Regions from separate parts of the Homo sapiens genome. Here region 1 is linked to region 2. A link is a loop called in an ENCODE intact Hi-C map of the cell type or tissue named here. Cell type or tissue: Caco-2. All regions are shown on one strand.

The links. A loop is a pair of places that touch in the nucleus more often than their neighbours do. Peaks named below come from ENCODE experiments on the same cell type or tissue, not always from the same donor. Only the 100,000 strongest peaks of a DNase experiment are listed, where the experiment ranks them.
Region 1: it touches region 2 in a loop (5-fold over the local background); 11 of 110 quality-filtered maps call a loop at or near these places.

What each region holds. Positions count from the first base shown.
Region 1 is chr6:102,849,536-102,857,535 of GRCh38, reverse strand. No RefSeq gene overlaps it. Among named protein-coding and RNA genes, the nearest start is that of GRIK2, 1.5 Mb to the right of the region's middle. In Caco-2, no CTCF peak of the experiment used is centred here; DNase peaks (open chromatin) are centred at 3,815, 4,085 and 7,435.
Region 2 is chr6:103,118,740-103,126,739 of GRCh38, reverse strand. No RefSeq gene overlaps it. Among named protein-coding and RNA genes, the nearest start is that of GRIK2, 1.7 Mb to the right of the region's middle. In Caco-2, a CTCF peak has its summit at 3,560 (motif pointing right); a DNase peak (open chromatin) is centred at 3,549.

The sequences.
Region 1 (8,000 bases), 270 kb after region 2:
TCTCTTTATATGTTTAGAACATGGATATTGGCTGATATAGAATAATTATCTACTGATTCCTTGAGATAGCTAAATCATATTTAGAGGTCCTCATGTGGTCTAAATTTATATGACAATCCTACATATAAATAAATGTCCTCAGATCTGGAGAGTAGTTTGAGAACAATTTTCTTCCTTAACGAGAATTAAGAAATCTAGGCAGCACAATAATGCTAACCTGAAAATTTTAACTCAGAAACGTCAATTCAATTTATAATTGTTTTCTTTAGTGGTTTTAATTTTTTTTTTTTTTTTTTACTGTGAGCCAAAGATTTCACTTGGCTTTATTGAATGTGTTTATTTTTTTATTTTTATTTTATTTTATTATTATTATACTTTAAGTTTTAGGGTACATGTGCACAATGTGCAGGTTTGTTACATATGTATACATGTGCCATGTTGGTGTACTGCACCCATTAACTTGTCATTTAGCATTAGGTGTAACTCCTAATGTTATCCCTCCCCCCTCCCCCCACCGCACAACAGTCCCCAGAGTGTGATGTTCCCCTTCCTGTGTCCATGTGTTCTCATTGTTAAGTGGTTTTAATTTTTAAAAAGTGTCCCCTGAATTCCAATTGTTTTTAGTACAGTGAGACTACCTGTTCTATATTTCGAGTACGTCTGATTATTACAGAACTCTTGTTTTAGCAAAATTCTCCATTAGAACTTGTCAGTTTTTCAAGTTTCATTCTGGCAATCGTCTAAATATCATTTGCACTTTCATCTGCCCTTTAAATCTTTTTCTTCTGGCTCTCTATTTTCTACATATAGACATGCCCAAAGCTGGTTTTAACATGTCTCTCAAGGAATGTTTCTGTTTTGTCTTTTCAGAGCAAAAGTGGGTTTAATTGGTCTATATTTTCTTAACAAAATGAGTGTGTTTTTACCCACACATGTAAGGCCCTGAGCTAATTACTACAAGGCATACAAAGAGAATAACAAAAAATATGGGGTAACAAGGTAAATATAAATAAATTGATGGTAAATACTAAAAGGCAGCAAAATGAATTAAATATATTATAGAAAGGTATGTTATACACATTTAGAGGAGAGAGATGGAACCTTACTTTGGGGAAGGATTAACGTAAGATATGTGGCTTAAGGAGATGAATCCTAAAGGTAGAGTACAAATTTGATGGAGAAAAAGGTAGAATTAGATAGTATACCCATGGGAGAGGCCAATCTGATGGTGGGGAGCAGGACAAATACTACTTTAATCTTTAAAACGTAAGAATATTAAAATGGAAAAGAGATTATTTTGGAGGGGTGCATTGCTTTTAAAATAACAAAGAGGACATTTTTATATCTATTTCAAGTTTTTGGCCAGCTCTAAATTGACTAATAATCCTATGTTAGACACAAAAGCTTGGTTTGTAAATAATAATAGGCTTCTTAAGCCTCTGTTCATCTTATTTCATATTTTTCCCCTTTCCTGCCACTTACAGAAAGACACATGTGGTGTTTATTTCTCCTATTGCATGTATAATAGTGGTGAAGTAATTGAGATCAGCTCAAATAGATATTACACACGATATGCCTTAATTATTATTTAATCAAATTGACCCTCTAATAATATTGAAGAATATCTTTAACAATGAAAGTATGTTTAGGATCCTAAATATCCAGCTGTATGACTTGATCTCTAAAAATTTACTTGTAATATTCTGAAATAATATTATTATATAATATAATTAAGATGCAGTTTAATTTTAATTTCTTGAGAAATATTTAAGCAGCACTATCATGAATCTCCTGTATCTAATGTAAGCTAATGATTGCATTTATTATTCAATTATCTATTCATTATTAATAGATGTAATAAATAACCAAATGTAAAATATTTTTGATAGAAAAAGACATGGTGAAAATTGCCAAAATTTAATTCAAGATGAGCATCATATCCTCTAATGAATAAAGCTTTTGAGGAGAAGAAAGAATAATGTTTAGCTAATACTAAGATATTATTAAAATACTAATATATAAGGGTTAATAATAATATTACTTGAAAATATATTTTAAAGCTACATATAATGAGAATTAACTCTACAAAATTTTGGTTGATTTTTAAGTATTTTAGATTATTTATTTTTATACTAAAATTAATTATATTGATATATGTTTCAAATTGACAATAAAATGTGCTGGCAAGAATGTGAAACTGCATCTCCCACACACTGCTGGTAGAATTGTTAAATAGTAGCACTTTAATAATTGTTTAACTCATTCTTAATATTAATTTACAGTTACAACATAATCTAGGCATTTTAAAAATGAAAATAACAAAATGGGTTTCCACAGTCTTATACAGGAAAATTTCTAGCACCCTAATTCATAATAGCTGCACACTGTGAGCAACTCAAATGTTCATCAACAGATTAATAAAGATCAAATTGTTACATATCCTGCAATGGAATACTATCCAGAAATACAAATGAGTTATTGATACAGGCAAAAAAATGAACAAATCTTAAAAACATTATATTGAGATAAAGGAGCTACCACTGAGAGTGGTACTTCAGATTGACTGGTAAGAGGAATGATGAAACATTTTGGGTGATGGAAATATTCTATATTTTGTGTTGGTTGGTAGCTATTTGGAGGAATACAGTTGTCAAACCTCGTGAATGTGAACACTTAAGTTCTGTGCATTTTACATTATATAAATTATACCTCAACTAAAAATTACAACAAAAAGCTTTTCAATGCTACTTTCAAATTGGTTTATACAAAGTGTAAAATATTCATTTATATGTATTAAAATGTTTTAAGGTTAATCATACCTCTACAATTTTGGTCATAAAGTAATTCTTCTCTGAAAATGTAAAACTGTTATGTTAGAAAATATTTTTTAATTAGCATGTCTGCTTTAAACAAAACAATAAACTTCAGTGTGATATGAAAGAAAAATATTGACAGGAGCCTATATGTTAGATTTTTTTTTGTTTGATAGTGAAATTGCAAGTTTTCTTCGTAATTTGTTTCTTTACCAAATGTATTTATGATTTCAGCCTATGATAAAAATCGTTTGCCATGAAGTAGATTTCATTTGTTGGAAATGTGACTACTTCAGAAAATACCAATTTGGGTATGATGTGAGTAATAGTTGAATAAAATGAATAAATCAAACAAATATAAATTGAAATTTGAACAGTCTTTAGTTCCAAAATAATTTAGTTGAGTTCTGAAAGAAGTTTTAGTTAAAATCAGCCCCCTATGTTAGAGATATGGGTGTATTATTCATTATTTATAAGATAAATATATAATAAGAAATATATAAACTTTTACCAAATAGAGAGTCATGGGAGATATATTTTTCTAAAAAAGGAAAACTTACCATTTCACCTAGGAAATTAAAATATCAGAAGACTATGTGAGCTTTGACCGACCTTGGCCAAATTCAATACTATACAATTTATGATTACCTATTTTAGTGTTAGAGGAAAAATGGAATTAGCAAATTGCATTTGTTGTCTTTTGCTATAGTGCAAATCAAAATAAGATTATTTTACAGTACACTATTTTTACATTCCATAAGGAAAATAAATTTTGTTTGCCATATCCCTGTTACAAATCTCTTTTGATTTAAAAAATTAAGCCTGCTTTCAGATTAATGTTTCTATTAAAAACAAAATGTGTCCCTTGGATGTGCTTCAATTAGATAATGTAGATTTGATTGAATTTTGCCACAGAAGATCATTTTTCTTTCCACAGAAGATAATAAATACATCTACAACCCTTATCTCCTCCGAGTCATAAAGCTTGGCAGCAGCTGTTGGTCAAATCTCCTTCTGTTTACCCTCCTCCTCTCCACTGCAGAGTAAGTTAATCATATAATCTCAGTAAGCCTTGTGCTTTCATGGTGATAATTAACAGTAATATTTATATGATACTTATTCTGAGTCTAGTACTAAGATCTTTACACATATTAACCAATTTATTCTTGTAACAATCCTAGGCTTAAGTCAATATTATTATCAGAGATGCTGAGTGACCTGCCCAAGTTTACCCAGTTAGTAAGCAATGATACAGGTTTCCAACCCAGCCTAATTGGCTCCAGTCACTGCATTCTTAGCCTCTACACCATGCTGTCTCCCTTGCCTGGTGGAAGGAAAGTAGTGCATGTAACAAATGAATTTTATTTGTCATTAACTTGATATACAGTTATGGAATAGCGGAATAATCCTTTTGACTAAACTCTGCTTTTATTGTTGGGCACACTTAATCATATGGCTTTTAGAGTAAAATTAGGTAAGCTTAACCTGGAGCAGAAGTCATGACTGATTTAGATAAAACTCTAAAATTATTTTCTGTTTAGGCCACTCTTTCATTTTTCACTACTTCTCTGAACATCTTACTGTTGGGGTTCAGCCTGTCCATTCCTGATACTTAGGGTCCCATGTGGTTAAACATGGTTAAGTTTTTACTTTTCTAGTCTAAGATTTGGCAACCTAACTACAAACAACAATTTATTACTTTATAAACACTCATAGGATAGGAATCTGTAAGTGAAATAAATGTGTGAATTAATTAACTAATTAAATGATTTGCTCACCTTAGAGTAAAACCAATTAGCAGATTATTAGTCATCTTAAAAACAAGTGAAATATTTCCTTAAAATGTGTTTATAATCCAATTTATCTGCCCCCTTTCTGCCATTTTATATAAAATGGAGAAAGAGCTTACCAGAATTTATTCCCACTGGATTGATAACTAGGCAAGCTTGGAATAAAGTTCATTGTTAGACATTATTTTGTTCACTCTTTTAAAAAAGGGCTTTATTAAGAAAGACCTTAATAAAATGCCAATATTTATAGTATATAATTTGATAAATATACATACATATGCATCCCATGAAATGACCCCCCAGTCAAAATTACGCAGTTTTTTTAGACAGCTTATAAAATTTTTAGTGGATGCTTATCTCAATTATATATCCCATTGGACAGCACAGTAAAATCTTCTATAGTTAGGCAGCATACATTTATTCTTACTCCTAATTACTTGCCTCTAAACCAGTTCCTATCTGTGCCAGATATGTGTGTGTGTGCATGTATGTGTATGTGTGCACATGTGTGTGTACAAATGGAGTAAGGCTAATAGCACATACATGTATATTATAATTCAAAAGTTTTGTTAAACATGGTATCTTTCCCTGGAAAGGATATTTTTGTCACCTAATATTACATTTGTTTGTGATCTACAGTCATCTATTTTATTCTATTCTATTTTTCATTTGCTCATCTGATATATATAGAGAGATTCCAATATCAGTAAAAATTCTGACCCATTTTGGAATGTTTTAGTGTTTGGATTCTGAATAAAATTGTCCATGTCCACTGAAAGCCAATCAGGATAAGTTTAACACTTCCGTACTCAACAAAAACTCTTTCAAAAAATAATGTTTATGCCATTATATTCTACCCATTTATTTATATTAAACCATCATTTACATACAGGAAATTTTCCCCCACAATGAAAACTGAACAAAATTGTTACCGAATTTGATTAATTTTAATGTAAGTGAGACAATTCCGTGAATGCAACTTTTGTAGTTTTCATGTCATAAACAATAAATAAAAGACATAATGAATACATTTTAAAAAATAGAGTAGAGAATCTAACATGTCTTTTATTTATTACTCCAATGGCAAACTTTAAATGTATAAAATATTCCCTGAAGGGTGGATAAATTTAATGTGATTAAATTCTAAGAGGAAAATCTAAATATATATATATATATTTTATAAAGAAGTTGGCACACCATAGAAAATTTCCAAATGCATTCAATGTGGATATAATTTTCAAAACATTCTATTTATTTATCTGTGTTCTGCTTAAACTGTTTCCTATCTATTTTTTTGCTGGTCTCCTGATTGTTATTGCCAACACACAAATATAAACAGGAGTTTTAATTCTTGCTGGTTCTTCTGTGTGTTTCTTTTTCTCAGCCTATTATCCTAATCCTTTCTTTGTAACTTTATTATTATTATTTTCAAAAGCCAGTTGTGATGGGAGACGTAGCATTTTCGATTCAGGTGGGGAAAAGATTAACTGGAATACAAAGAAAGCTTTCATGTGGATAATCTGAGAGAGAGGGAGTACGGGAAGAGAAAACAAAGATAGGTCATCTAAATGTGATTGTGACAGTCATGTTTAACGTTATCCTGATTACCACAGTGCATTTCAACCAGAGCAAAGATTTTTATTTGTTCAACACATTTATGATAAATAGCTTTGAGAAAGTTTGTTTATTTAAGCTAGTCCCTAAAAGTTTTGTTTCATTTAAATATACTAGAGAAATGAAGGAGAATTAAATTTGGGAAAAATTACATAGGTCTATTATTAAAGCATATTTGAGCATAAACTGAGTTTGAATTAAATAAATAAGAGCTTTATATTCAATATGGAAAGAAACTCCAGAGAATTTCCTTAGGTTTTAGGATGTCAAGCAACAGTGAACTCTGATTGAAGAAAACTGACTAGATAAAAATATTTTTAAATGAGCATCTTTATAACTTTATGAGTAAATAGGTATTATTCTCATTGTATCAGTGTGCTCTGCATTAATAGCAGGTGACTTGAAGTGATGAGATAAAATTGCAAAAAGTATTATAGTAAGTTATAAATATAATAGAAGAGGTGTACAAAGAGGTTTAAATGAATGTGGATCACTAATACAGAGAAGGGACATTGTTGCCCTCTTCCTTAGAATGAGGTTATGACAACAGCAGCAGCAACAATGATAATCAAAATAAAAATACTAATTAATATTTATGAATCACATTCTATGTATCAGAAATATTCCTGTTTTATTTGTGTTGATTCTGTTTTGAAACCTCACAATAATCTATGAAGTATTATTATCTTTAACCCATTTTAAAGATGAAAAAACACAGGCTAGTGATGTTACCTAACTTACTTAAGATCTTGACAGCTGGGATATATTGGAGCTGACTTTGAGCCTAGGAAGTTTGGGGCAAAGTCTCACTCTAACAAAATACATAAGTTTTTATACCTTAGTTTCACAAGTCCTTTATGAGGTCTCTTTGCCTTTGTATTGGACAGAATTTACTTCCTTAATGTTTTCACATGAGTAAATCCTCCTTTCTCTTCCTCATATTCATAATATTTGCATAATTCGACATACATCTCTAGTGGCTTTTTTTTTTTTTTTAGACGGAGTCTCGCTCTGTCATCCAGGCTGGAGTGCAGTGGAGCGATTTCGCTCACTGCAAGCTCCGCCTCCCGGGTTCACGCCATTCTCCTGCCTCAGCCTCCCGAGTAGCTGGGACTACAGACGCCCGCCACCACGCCCGGCTAATTTTTTGTATTTTTAGTAGAGACGGGGTTTCACCGTGTTAGCCAGGATGGTCTGGAGCTCTTGACCTCGTTATCCGCCCGCCTAGGCCTCCCTCTAGTGGCTTTAATGTATTGTGTCTTAGTGCCTTTCAATGCAAGCTCGTGTATAGTCTACTAAGTCCATTCTGCTACTTCAGACTCCTATCTCAATACTTTCCTCTAAACTCATGACCCTCTAATTATTCTGGATGACTCCATGTTCCAAAAAATAGACACATATGACGATCCATCACTCAAAACATTGATTTACAATATTCTTTCAATCTGTCATGTTTATTTCACTTTTCTGTTTATCAAATAAAACCCACTATTTAACTTAGCACAATTGTCTATCTCCTGTATTATTTTTTAATTACATTTGCTCGATTTAGTAGTTCCATTTCCTGTTCTAACTTACCGCCTTACCTTTATCCTTATTATAGTACTTTTTTCTGTTTTGTTAATCATAATTTCATGTTTGTTTAAGTTCAAAAGGAATAAAATATTTTTGGAGTCTTTAACTTTAAAGCCATGGAACAAAGATTAAAAAAAAACAACTATCAGACCCTAAATTGTACCCTAAGTTGGGGTCTCTTCAGAAACCCTCACTCACTGCCTAGGAA
Region 2 (8,000 bases):
ACACACTATATTTTATCTCAAAGGTAAACATTATATTAAACGTACCCTGTTGAATAGGCAATATTACCTTTATTATGTGGATTTTTTAAAACAAGACTAACCTAGCCAGAAAAATCAGGCAAGAGAAAGGAACAAAGGGCATCCAAATTAGAAAGGAGGAAGTCAAGTTACTGCTGTTTGCAGATGACCTAATATTATATACAGAAAACCCCAAAGACTCCACCAAAAATTTATTAGAACTAAGAAACCCATTCAGTAAAGTTGAAGGATAAAAAATTGAGAAACAAAAATCACTAGTATTTCTAAATGCCAAGAGCAAATTATCTGAAAAAAATCAAGAAAGCAGTCCCTTTTACAAGAGCTACAAAAAATGAAATATCTAGGAATAAATATAACAAAGAGGTGAAAGACTTTTACAGTGAAAACTATAAAATATTAATGAAAAAATTAAAAAAGACACAAAAATGAAAAGATATGTTTATAGATTTTTAAGAATAAATTTAAGATATTCATGCTACCCAAAGTAATTTACAGATTCAATACAATGTCTATCAAAATATCAATGACATTCTTCACATAAATATAAAAAAAAACTAAAATTTATATGGAATCACAAAAGACCCTATATATGCAAAGGAATCTTGAGCAAAACCAATAAAACTTGAGGGATTATACTACCTGACGTCAAAACATAATACAATCATATTAAGAAAAAAGGCATGGAACTATCATTAAAACAGACACATATACCAATGAAATAGAATAGAAATCCCAGAAATAAACCCACACATCTACTGCCAACTTATTTTTGACAAAGGTACCAGTACACATAATGGATAAAAGATATCCTCTTCAATATATGGTGCTGGAAAACTTGATATCCACATGCAGAAGAATGAAACTAGATTCTCATGTCTCACTATATACCAAAATTAACTCAAAGTTGATTAAGGATGTAAATACCCCAAACAACATAACCACTGGAAGAAAGCATATGGCAAAAGCTCCATGACATCAGTCTAGGTGAGGATTTTTTGGATAAAACTTCAAAAGCACGGGCAACAAAAGAAAATGTAGACAAAAATACTGTAAAATGCAAATCAAACTACAATGAGATATCACTTTCATCAAGTCTGAATGGCTACAATAAAAAAATTAAAAGATAACAAATGATGGTGAGAATGTGGAGAAAAGTCAGTCCTTATATACTACTGTTGGGAATGTAAATTAGTACAGCCATTGTGGAAAACAGTGTGGAAATTCTTCAAAACATTAAAGATAGAACTATCATATGATCCAGCAATCCTACTACTGAGTATATCCAAAGGAAATGAAATCAGTATGTTGAAGAGATGTCTGCGCTCCTGTTTATTGCAGCACTATTCACAGTAGCCAATGTATGGTTAAATTAGATGTTCATCAATGGACGAATGGATAAAGAAAATGTAGTATATATAGACAATGGAATACTATTCTGCCATAAAAGAGAATAAAAATTCTGCGATTTTCAGCAATATAGAGGGACCTGGAGAACATTATGCTGACTGAAATAGGCCACTGAAAGATAAATTCTACATGATCTCACTTATATGTCAAATCTAAAATGTTGTTCTTGTAGAAGTAGAGTAGAATGGTGGTTACAAGAAGATGGGGAGAGGAGAGGGACATGGTCAACAGCTAAAGAGCTAGTTGGGGGAATAATTTCTAGTATTGCATGGTAGGATGACTAGAGTTAATAAAAACGTATGTTTCAAAATAGCCTGAAGAGAGGTTTTTGAGTGTCCTCACAACAAAGAAATGATAAATATTTAAGGCGATGGATATACTACTTACCTTGATTTGATAATTACACAATTTACATATGTGTAAAACATTACATTGTGCCTCATAAATATACATAATAATGATGTAACAATTATAAATGAGATTTTTTAAAACTGGGCCTAAGTAAGGTTACGCATTTTACCAAACACAATGTAATCATAAGTCATACTGTTGGGAGTCGAAATCTGCTCATCTACAATAACGATTTTCTGTACAAATATTTGGAATGGTAAAAATTAACCTGAGAGCCTGATACTTTATAACTGTGTGAGGTGGATGAGTGCCTGACAAAAACTCCATCTAATGCAGAATAAAAGTTGGCAGTCATTCTGTTAAAAAAAAAAAAAAATTCGAACTCTCTCAGAATGCATTAAGCAGATTATCTCAGCTAAACAGCAATTTCTACTCTATATTTAGCTTGTCCAGTGTACTCAAAAAATAGAATACAAAATGTATTTCCTAAGACACTTGCTCTTTCTAACATTTTGGTAGCCACCAGGCTCTTAGAGGTGTGCTGTAATCCTCACTAGAGCAGCATTTCCCACCAATAGATATTTATAAAATGTTTTTACTCCAAGGACACTGGGGCCTTGAGTTACTGACCTTTGTCCCAATGCAGAATCAAAAGTGTTTCCATACCATTGTCTCCTTGACTCATCTCAATTATAACAAAACAAAATAAACCTTTAAGACAGAAATGCACTTAGGATAGCTGATTTACTATTGTTCTGAGCTAACAAAAGTCTTTCTTTCTAGCACATTTCAGATGTGATAATAACAGAATAAATCTTCTGAAAACAAACAAATCTCTTTGGGAGCCAGAGAAAAGCTCTTAAAAGAGTCATTTTGAGGTACCCAATTTCCTCTCTTCCATATTTGGATGTTCAGATATGTTTTGTAGAGAAAGACACTTAAAAGACTAGCTGTCAGACACCTTGTCTCCTTTTTGGGACAGTTTTGTAAAAAACAAACCACTTAAATGTATTGCCTAGTAGCTCATTTTATATTATCTATCTTTCCCATTCCTTCTAAGATGCCAAATGTGTTCTAATGGTCTCATATTTAGGCGAACATTTATACATAATGAAAGGAAATGATTTTGAAAAAAAAACATAATACAGTGTTTACCTCATAAAACTCTCAGAGAAAGAGACAAATATGTTTATCTCCATTCTGCCTTCTCATTTGTATTGAATTTGTAGTTTACCCATCCACACTTCCACACCATAACATCACCACTGCTCTGTGGACAACAAGCTTTTTGTGGTGAAAACCAAACTGCTCTTCTCCTGTCTGACCTTTTCCCTACCCCACTGCCACTCATACAACACAGACTGTATTCAAATGCTTCCTTGTCCCAGACAGGTCTCTGGAGAAGCTTGGTTGTCCTGAACCATCAATGGGCATGAAATCTTTAGTTTGCCCTATTTTAAGGACCAGGAAAAATGTGGCTTCACAATAGTAAACGTTTTGGGCAGTAAACTCACCATACTCCAACCAAACACCAACAGTAAAATGGCACCCCACCCCTGCATCTGCCCCTCCCCTGATGCCCTCAGTGGTTTCAGCAAGGCCTAGCAAGGAATTCGTCTTCAAACCTGCTCCTGGACTGTGAAAACAGGAGGCAGCGTTCCAATCACACCAATGTCTGGTGCTGGCTGGACTTTGCAGTGAGCCAATTTTCCATCCTACAGACAAAAGGGGCAGCAGGTGGCGCTCTAATTCTTCCCCCAAGATGGTGTGAACCGAGTCCAGGAGCCAGCTGAAGCCCCACCGCCACTCAACAGCCATGAGACTTAATGAGGGAGGCAAAGCAGGGTTAGTTACCACTCTACTTCACTCCCAGCACCCGTTCCTATCATTAGAATCAGAAGGAAACAGAGTCTCCACACCTATACGGCATCCAGGAGGGAACAACGTAGAAGGCGGAACTGATTGGCACTGTCAGCTTCTCCTTTCCCTGTCCCTAGTGTCTGCCAGGCCTAACTGGAAGCTGAGCCAGATTGAAGTGGTATAACATTTTCAATTACTGAAAGAAAAGACAAGCCAACCATAAACTCTGTATCAGGTGAAATCTATCAATAACTAAAGGGAAACAGATAGGCTTAAAGGAAAACAGTTTGTTGCTAGCAAACTGTTAAAAGGGAAACTGAGGCATAGTAATGTTTTAAAGTTTATGTGAGTAAACAATAACTCATGAACTGGAAACCTCCAAACCAAAAGTTTGGGAGCTCCACTGAGGAAATGCAAAGGGAAGGCTTTTATAGGATGAACATACAAGTCAAGAAAAGAAACTATTTGATTAGTTACGGTTATACAGTTGTCTTATTTGGCCTATGCTGTTGGAAAATCCCTTGTTGTCTAATTATGTTTGTTGGCTGCTTCAGATTGTTTAAGCTTAAGTTCTGTTTTTCTTTAATATAGGTATTTACAAGAAATAACTTGCAAATCAAGCAAGGTTAAAGTCACTTGCGTGACCTAATTGGCTTTGCCTTCTCAGGGATTCTTCAGATCTGGTCTTCATTGGAACTTTTTTTAAAGCTTTTAAGTTCAGGGGTACATGTGCAAGTTTGTTGCATAGGTAAACTTGTCTCATGGGGGTTTGTTGTACAGATTATTTCATCATTCATGGTAAGCCTGGTACCCATTAGTTATTTTTCCTGATCCGCTCCCTTCTCCCTTTCCCTCCCCCTACCCTCCATCCTTTGATAGGCCCCAGTGTGTGTTGTTCCCCTCTATGGGTCCTTGTGTTCTCATTATTTAGCTCTCACATACAAGTGAAAACTTGCCATATTTGGTTTTCTGTTCCTGCGTTAACTTACTTTAACGTAGCTTGTCTTGAAGAATAGGTGAAAGATTTCTCTTAACAGAGAGGAAATGATAGAAGAAGGCTTGGAACTTCAGAAAAGAAAAGAATAAGATGGGTTAAAAAATGAAAGAACAACAAAATATCCTTCATCTCATGAGTTTTTTTTATATCACATTTGATGGTTGAAGCAAAAATTATTACATCATCTGATGTAGTGCTCAATGTAGGTAGAAGAAACACTTAAGACAATTATACTTAAAACAGGAGAATAAAACTTTTTATGAAAATTAAAGTGATATAGTCATGTGTTAAGGATTTGTTTACCTAATGAATAAATAAGCTTGGTATTTTCCCTAGGATTTTTGTTTTAAATACATTTAACATTACTGGCATAATATCTGATGTCTAGGTGCTTTCTAAAGGCTTATAAAATATTTAAAATCTGAAAGAAACATTATTAATACAAAAACATATAATAATAAATATTGCAACATTAAAACACTACCTTGCGTGAGCTCCTCAAAACTATAAAGATCATGAATGTCAAATAGGGGCTGAGAAACCATTTCTAAATAAAGAAAACATTAAGACGCTTTTTTTTTTTTTTTTTTTTGAGACGGAGCCTCACTCTTTTGCCCAGGTTGGAGTGCAGTGGGCGATCTCGGCTCACGGCAACCTCGGCCTCCAGGGCTCAAGCATTCTTGTGCCTCAGTCTCCCAAGTAGCTGGGATTACAGGCACATGTCAGCCCACCTGGCTAATTTTTTTTTTTTTTTGGTATTTTTAGTAGAGACAGGGTTTTTCCATGTTGGCCAGGCATGTCTCAAATCCTTGACCTCAGGTGATCCACCCACCTTGGCTTCCCAAAGTGCTGGGAAAACAGTCGTGAGCCACCATGACCTCCCATGTTAAAACTCTTGATGAGTAACTGTAATATATATTTCTGGTTTAAATCATGGACCAGAAATTTTAAAAGCTATGGAGAATATTATTAAAACAATGAACAATATTTGAATATAAGTTGATGATTAGTTAGTAATGGAAGTACTTAAATAAAGTGTTACAATGTCAAATTACTCACAAATTATTTAGCAAAAACAAGAAATTAAACTATGTATGTATATGGAGTAAAAGAATCTGAGTGAGGAAGTAATAAATAAGAAAAATGGCAACAGTAGATAAATATGAGGAAGAATATAAAGTTCTTTGTATATTCCTCCAAATTGCAAGTGTAAAATTATATCAAAAGTAAAAGTTTCAAAAAAAGTTTAAGGCAAGACAAAATCTTGGGTAATACATAGGCACACTGGAATTATGCATTGATATAAAATTATTAAATTTATTGAAGCTATAGCTCCACTGATAAAGAGATCAATTAATATGATAAACACAAACCATAATCAGAAATAATAAATAGTATATAACAACAGAAGCATTTAACATGACCTCAACATAGCAGAAAGACCACTTGAAGTCAGGAGTTCAAGACCAGCCTAGACAACATAGTGAGATCCTGTTTCTACAAAAAATAAAACCGTTAGCCAGGCATGTGGTGGCATGTGCCTATAGTCCTAGCTACTTGGGATGCTGAAATGGGAGGATCCTTTGAGCCCGGGAGTTTGAGGCTGCAGTGAGCTCTGATCATCAAAACAAAAAAACCCACAGTGTGTGTGTATATATACATATTTTTTAAAGTGACACTATAACTTATGATCAATGAATCCATAAATAATGAATCAAGTAGCATTTTGTTATATATTCACAAGTATGAAGTATATTTATTACCTATGGCACAAAGTGTGTTAAGAATACAAAAAATAGAAAAAATATGTTAAATAGTTTTAAATATATTGAAATTTTAATGAATATTAAATTTCAGGTGTCTTATAGTACTAAGCATTAGATTAGTTTAGGATAGGCCTTGTATAGAATGGAAGTCATTGTCCTCAGCTCACTGACAACATAATACATGTAGATCACCTAATAGTAATTATTAGGAATTTTAAGGAATTTTATAAAATAACTAAATAGATAATATTTTCAACTCCAAGTTTTTTAAAAAACAATATCTCATTATAGGTATAATTTTGTTATTCGCTTTATTCTGTCAATTAAAGAACTTAAGATCGTTTATAATATTATTTAAACGTACTGACATCTAAATGTTATTCTTGATTCTGTTATGCTAAAAGTCAAGTTGGGAAGAGACTATATAATCAAAATGAATTTTGTTTAAAATCTGAACTTTGTTATGACACAGAATGCCAGTTTAAATTTGACAATCTCATGTGAATTGTCATGAAAATGAGACAGTAATGAACATTACCAAAATGAAAATAAAATATATTTTGGCACTAAAGCTAAAGTATGTAAGATCTAGAATATGTAGACCAATCAAATATAGATCCCTAAGAAGGAAGGAAAATATCTCAGTGACAATTACTGTATTAATTTGAGAAAGGTGGCCACAGGCATAACTTCTGCAATTGAAACTTGAGTGAGAAATGACCAAGACTAAAAATAATAATTTTAATTTAAGAATAACAATAACATATGAAATAGCAATTATTAAGCAAAATGAAAGCAAGCCAAAAAGGTAACTGAATTTTATTAAGTGGAAAATAAAATATTTTAAGAATCCAAGCTGATGTCAAAATGTTATTTATCACATAATTACATATTGCCATCTGTATTAGCCTGGGTTCTCCAGAGAAACAGAACCAATAATATATGGACAGATATATCAGATAAGATTTATTATTAGAACTGGCTCATGTGATTGTGAAGGAGGAGAAGTCCCACAATATGCTATCTACAAGTAGGATAACCGGGAAAGCGATTGTGTAATTCAGTCTGAGTCCTAAGGCCTAAGAACCAGAGGAGCCAACAGTGTAATTCTCAGCCTAGGGCCAAAGGCCAGTCCTGGGGGTTGGAGAGGGCAGTGGTATCTGAGCCCAGGGCCAAATGCTAGTCCTGGGGGCTTGGAAAGCACAGTGGTGTCAATCTCAGAGTCTAAAAGTCTGAGAACGAAGAATTCTGATGTCTGAGGGCAGAAAAAGTTGGATGTCCTAGCTCAAAACAGAGAGAGAAAGAGAATTTGCCCTTCCTCTGCTGTTTTATGCTTTTTCAGGTCCTCAACAGATTGGATGATGCTCAAACACATTGGTGAGTGTGATCTTCTCTACTCAGTCTATCAGTTAAATGTTAATCTTTTCTAAAAACACTCTCATGGACACATCTAAAAATATTTTTTACCATCTATCTGGACATCCCTTAGGCTAGTCAAGTTAACACATAAACTTACCCATCCCACCATCTATACTGATTAAGTAGAAAAGTCCAATATGCAGATTCCAATACCTTTTAGC